Regions from separate parts of the Homo sapiens genome. Here region 1 is linked to region 2. The links are chromatin contacts, found by Hi-C or POLR2A ChIA-PET in ENCODE. All regions are on one chromosome and are shown on one strand. The core of a region is the stretch at or near the end of the contact, and the rest is flanking DNA. Distances in the headings are between cores, read along the strand shown.

Evidence for each region. A loop is a pair of places that touch in the nucleus more often than their neighbours do. ChIA-PET counts read pairs that join two places held with the same protein, here RNA polymerase II (POLR2A). Pooled maps may share reads with other maps.
Region 1: a loop to region 2 is called in a map with no recorded cell type, with 5 times the contacts of the local background. The contact joins the promoter of GPRIN1 here to the promoter of SIMC1 in region 2. A Hi-C loop is called at or near these places in 1 of 37 single-sample maps with no recorded cell type and 6 of 50 pooled maps. POLR2A ChIA-PET finds 5 or more read pairs at or near these places in 1 of 52 experiments (A673).

The regions. Positions count from the first base shown.
Region 1 is chr5:176,608,749-176,611,448 of GRCh38, reverse strand. It overlaps GPRIN1 (G protein regulated inducer of neurite outgrowth 1), which reads left to right and starts at 1,293. Exons shown (of 2, transcript NM_052899.3): 1 at 1,293-1,450. RefSeq lists silencers at 1-61, 963-1,592, 1,653-1,712.
Region 2 is chr5:176,237,129-176,239,828 of GRCh38, reverse strand. It overlaps SIMC1 (SUMO interacting motifs containing 1), which reads right to left and starts at 1,405. Exons shown (of 10, transcript NM_001308195.2): 1 at 1,192-1,405. The coding sequence starts at 1,320. RefSeq lists silencers at 1,444-1,563, 1,614-1,733.

The sequences.
Region 1 (2,700 bases), core at 44-2,543, 370 kb before region 2:
TCTTCATTTATCACCTAGAATTTTAAATATATATATATATATATATATATATATATATATATATATATATATATATATATATATATTTTAAAGGATCACGGTGACTTACGGTTCACCAAGTAAGAGAGGGGAGTAAAATGTAAGAATAAGAAGTGAGGTTTCAAAGTTAGACTGCATGGGTTTGTAATCCCAGCTCCACTACTAACTAGATGTGTGACCACAAACAAGTTACTTATCTGCTTCTCTTTTCTTATCTGAAAAATGGAGATATAATACATTAATATTAACTTGCTCCTAAGCGATTGGAAATTGAAATTAGATAAAACCTGTAAACAGAATCTTAGCGCCGTGTCTGGCCCTACATAAGCATCATTGCCAATGGTTGTTACCATTGATTAATAGATGGTGGTGGCTTCATAGTACCGGTGCGAGAGGGTTTTGTCACATCTAGAGCAATTACGGAATTATTTTTTCTCCTCTGGGAAGTCAAGGGGAAGGGAACTCCTTCTCTGCAGGGAAATGTGGAGGGGGTGGGCAGCGAGTCTCTGTGTCCTTGGTGATTCAGATACCACTGGAAACCCCTGAACACCTACTTTGCCCTTCCAAGACCACCGTGAGGTGCATAATGTTAGTCCCGTTTTACAGATCGAGAAACTGAAGTGCAGAGAGGTGAAATGATTTGCTCGAGGGTATCCAGGGGGAGGGGGGAGGGCGGGCGGGCCCCCGGGGAGGCCGCAGCCAGGGACTGGAAGGCATCTCTCCCGCACCACTACCTCCGGCGTCCCCGCCACTCGCTGGAGCGTGGGCAGCGGCGAGACAAAGGGCCGGGGGCGGGGAAGAGGAGGCCGGAAGTGCGGCCGGGGGTGGGGGGGGCGGAGGCGGGAAATTTCCTCGCTGGCGGAGCCGGGAGATCGCGCCGACCTGGGTCCCCATCCAGGCGCCTCGAGTCCTCAGGCCGGCGACTGCCCCCTCTGAGCCCCAGTTCCCTCCTTGGTCAAGCCAGGCGAGGGCTTTCGAGGGGCTGGTCTAAGATCTGCTAGACGGCGCGCCCCGCCCTCAGCAAGCTCGCAGCAAAGGGGCAGCCTCTCCGGCCCTCAGTCTCCCTGTCTGTGAAGTGGGAACCCGCTCGAGGACGGCGCGGAACCCGGGAGCCCAGCGGCCGCAGTTAGGGTTGGCCAGCGAGGGGCGCCCCTCCCTCGCTCCCTCCGGCCGCGGTTTCCCCGCGGTCACCGCCCCCTCGCGGTTCCGAGGCGGCCGGGCGGCTACTGCGCATGCCCGGGGCGGGGCGCGGGGCGGGAGCGCGGAGCCGGCGCTGGGGACGGCGGCGCCGAGTCTGCGGGTCCTCCCGCCAGCCCGGCCGGAGGCAGCCGAGGCCGCTCGGGCGGCGGCGGCGGCGGCGGCGGGAGCCGGAGCGCATCTCGCCCAGGAGCCGGAGCAGCGGCACTGCCTGGTAAGCGCCGCGCCCACACCCGCTGTCTTTCCGGGCGGGCGGCGGCAGCCCCTTCATCCGCTCGCTGCCGCCCCGGAGCCGCTGTCCAGGGTCCTCGAAGCCCCCCGGCGGCGGGGCTCGGACACCTCGCGCGGCATGAGCCCGGGTGTGTGCGCGCGGCTGGGGGCGGTGGGTGTCTGTTTCCAGGCTCCTCGCCGGGGCGGGGCGGGGCGGGGCGGGGCGGGGGCGGGTCCCGCAGCCCTGGGCCGAACATCAGAGGGGCCCGGCGGGCCAGGCTGACCTGGCTGTGGGGTCGGCCCCGCGCCCGGCCTTGCCGCCGCCCGCTGGCTTTGTTCGGCATGGCCGCGCGGGAGGGGGTGCTTCCCGCCACTGGGGGGAGGGCGTCCTCCCGCGTTGATTCATCTTCCCCGGAGCGAGCTCAACGCTCCACTGGCTCCACTCGCACTACTGAGCACACTCGCCGTCACACAACCAGTGTGGCACACACTCCGGGGCGCGATCACACAACACCGCGTTCACGCACGGGCGCCTCATTTCCTCGAGTGAGGCCACAGGTCTACCGCACACACACAATGGCTGTTGGTCATTCCATTAGACTCATACACACGGCCACCTGTCACCCAGGGTACTGGGTGGGAGCCTTGCGTACACACCCAGGCACAGCTACGCACTCAAACCAGCCATCGCGGATCACAGCATGGACATCAACTCAACAATACTCCCTGATCACAACACACTCGGGGCCACCCTGCCCTGGCCTGCTCACCCCTGCTCATGGGGTCCCTTGCGTACCCAGATACCCTGGAGTAGACTGCCACCCTTGTGCACACACTCCCTCTTACACACACACTCTGTCTCTTAGCGTGCTGCCCACTCCCACCCACACTGGCCCACGTTTGCACGTCCATGAACGTCCATTCTTGCCCTCCTATGTATGTATGTATGCATGGTCTGAGGGCCGTTTCTGGAAGCAGGTCTGGCTAACACCTTTAGATTCCTTCTCCCCCCACACCCCCGAGCAGGAGACTTCGCTGCTCTGAGGGCACTACGAGAGAAGGGGACGAGGGGCAGCAGACTGAGATTCTCAGACACACTCAGATGCCTGACGAAGTCCCTCAAGCCTTTGTTGGTCTTGTCAGCACAGAAGAGGTATTTGCAGGTGCTTGGCAGTTCTGGCCCTGTTTATGGGTGTAAGGATAGCTCCATGCTGGAAAGAAATCCTAGAGGGAAAGGAATGGCTGGCCAGGTCT
Region 2 (2,700 bases), core at 156-2,655:
TCTTCTCTCACTACCTCATGAGCTGCCTAACTCAACTAAATTTGTCTCTAAGACGTCCTGAGAAACCCTCTTGCTTGAAAAATAATATATATTAACTAGTTTTGCATGCTATTCATTCTATAGTGATCATCTAGCACTTGGCACTGTACCTCGGGCACAGAAGGGGTTCCCAATGGAGGTTTAGGGACTGTAAACCAGCTAGAAAGGGAACAGGGGCAGCAGAAGCTAGGAAACGTCTTGAACGAGTATTTGCATAGGAAGCATGGTAAACTGTATGATCTATACACATAACATCAGCTTGATAATCCTTGTGTTTCCGGGGGATGGCTCTGGGAGGCTGGGGAGATCGTTGGAAGCCTTCTGAGAGAAAGCTCCACCTCCCACCGCTTGAGTAGGTCCTCAACAACCACCTGATGATGTATCACCTTCTGAGGGGACCATGGATATTGTGTTCGCCGTTGTATCCCCGGCCCCTACAACATCTGGCTCATAGTAGGGATTCAATAAACATCGATGCAGGATTCTCGAAAGGCAGATAATTCACCACCTCATGAACGACAAAGACGAAGGGGTTCTGAGGGAAACAGAAATAGCGCGCGAGGTTTCCTTCCCTATTCCTTCAGGGCTTGGTACAGGGTAAGTGCTGAGGAAATAAATCGCCCTCCTGTACAACTCCAAAATCGGGCCCCTCGCTCTGCAGTCAGGCCCTGGAGCGCGGCCACCATCTGGCCCAGGCCCGCGCTTCCCTCCCTCCCAGCCTGGGCTCCTGTTACCTCCCTGCACACATCTGTGTCCACCACAGGCCGAAGAATTACGCGCTCCCGCTTTCCTGCATCGGCCCGGCCAGTACACCCGAGCCCCCACGTCCCGCCGAGGCTCCGAGGACGCCCGCGGCCCCGGCCTGAGACCCCAGCCCCTGCAGCAGGCGCGCCAGGAGCTCGTCCATGTGCTCGGCCGCTTTCCAGCCGCAGTCCTCTCGGGCTTCAGCGCTGAGCCTGGGAGGCCCGGCCTCCCCGGTCCCTGCCCTGGCCCCTGCCCCGGCCCGCCGCGCTCCCCGGGGCCCGAGAGGCCCGGAAGGAGGCAAGGCGGGAAGTGGCTGCAGCTGTGAGGCGCCAGGGGCGGGAAGCGGGCGGCGGGCCCAGCCGAGGGTCGCGAAGACGCGCGCCCCCAAACGAGGCGACGCTCACTCACCACGGTCCGGCGGGGCAGCGCGCCGGAGGTTCGCGACAGGGCCCGGCGCGGCCTCCGCGACCGGCCCGGGCGGGCGCCCCCGGAGCTCTCAGAGCCGCTGTCGTCCGAGATCACGATGAAATCCTCCATGGCTGCGGGCCCCGACCGAAGACCCAGGCAGTGGCGGCGGCGGCGACGACTTCGGTTCCTGCTTCTGAGGTGGCGGCGGCGGGGCGGCGGCAGCGGCGGCGGCTACAACCCGGGCCACCGCCACGCCGGCCCCGCCCCGAGCCCCGCCCCGCCGGGCCGCCAAGCCCCGCCCACCGGCGGCGGGCGGCTGGGGTCAGGGCCGGGGTCGCTGTGCTTCGTGGCGGCGCGGGTCCTCCGTTTCCCAGGAGGAAAAAAAAAAAGAAAAATGGAGTCGCAGCCGGCTTCGGCAGGTGTTGGGGCCAGGCGTGCGAGACGCCGAGGCCGCGGGGACTTCCCCACCTGCTTCCAACCGACGAAAGCGTGAAGTGAGGCGCGCCCAGTCCCACCCTGCCCAGGTGTGAAGCGCCTCCCGGACTGAGAGGGCCTTGACTGAGGGGCAGGGAGAGAGGTCCTGGCCCCCGAGTGACCGAGGGTAGGTGACCTGGCTTCTGGCCGAGCTAAGGGAGAGAGAGAGACCCCACTTTTTGGTGCACACGCCCATGTGTATCTGTAGGATAAATGCCTAAAAGCGGACTTATTGGGGCAAAGGCCATGTTTTTGTAGTTTTGATAAATGATGCCAAATTACCCTCCTAAATTGTACCAGTTTGCGATTTCACCAACAATATGTGTCTCTCAGGAGTTTAAACTGAGATTTAGAGCAGGGGTGTCCAATCTTTTGGCTTCCCCAGGAAGAAGAATTGTGTTGGGCCATACATAAAATACACTAATGATAGCTGATGACCTAAAGGAAAAGAGTTGCGAAAAAAAAAATCTCTTAATGTTAAACAGGGAGTTAAACAAGTTTGACGTAGACAGTTGTTCAGTTGGTATCAGGATCAGAAGCTGAAAAGGTGCACAAAAGAAGCCATGAAGTAGCAGAGGCCATGAATAATTAGATGTTGTGAATAAGCAGAAGTTATAAAGGTGAAAAAGGTTGTCCCCAGTAGAGGAATCGGTGGGTAGTTGGCTGGTTGGTTGGTTTTAGGGCAGGACCATTAAAATCAAGATAGGACCTATTGGTACACTAAATGTGGGGTATTGACAAAATCCTGCTGCTCAGGCTCCAGAAGTTTTGCAAAATATGTTAACAGATCCAAAGAATAATGTGTTTAATAGGAGGGGAATTTGTTCCTAAAGGAATGGTTATCAGGTGCTCTCCAAGCACTGTCTAATGCAGTGTTTTTCACACTTTGGTGAGCATCAGAATCCCCTAGAGTGTTTGTTAAGACAGATTGCGGCCGGGTGCGGCGGCTCACGCCTGTAATCTCAGCACTCTGGGAGGCCGAGGCGGGTGGATCACTTGAGGTCAGGAGTTCGAGACCAGCCTGGCCCACCTCGT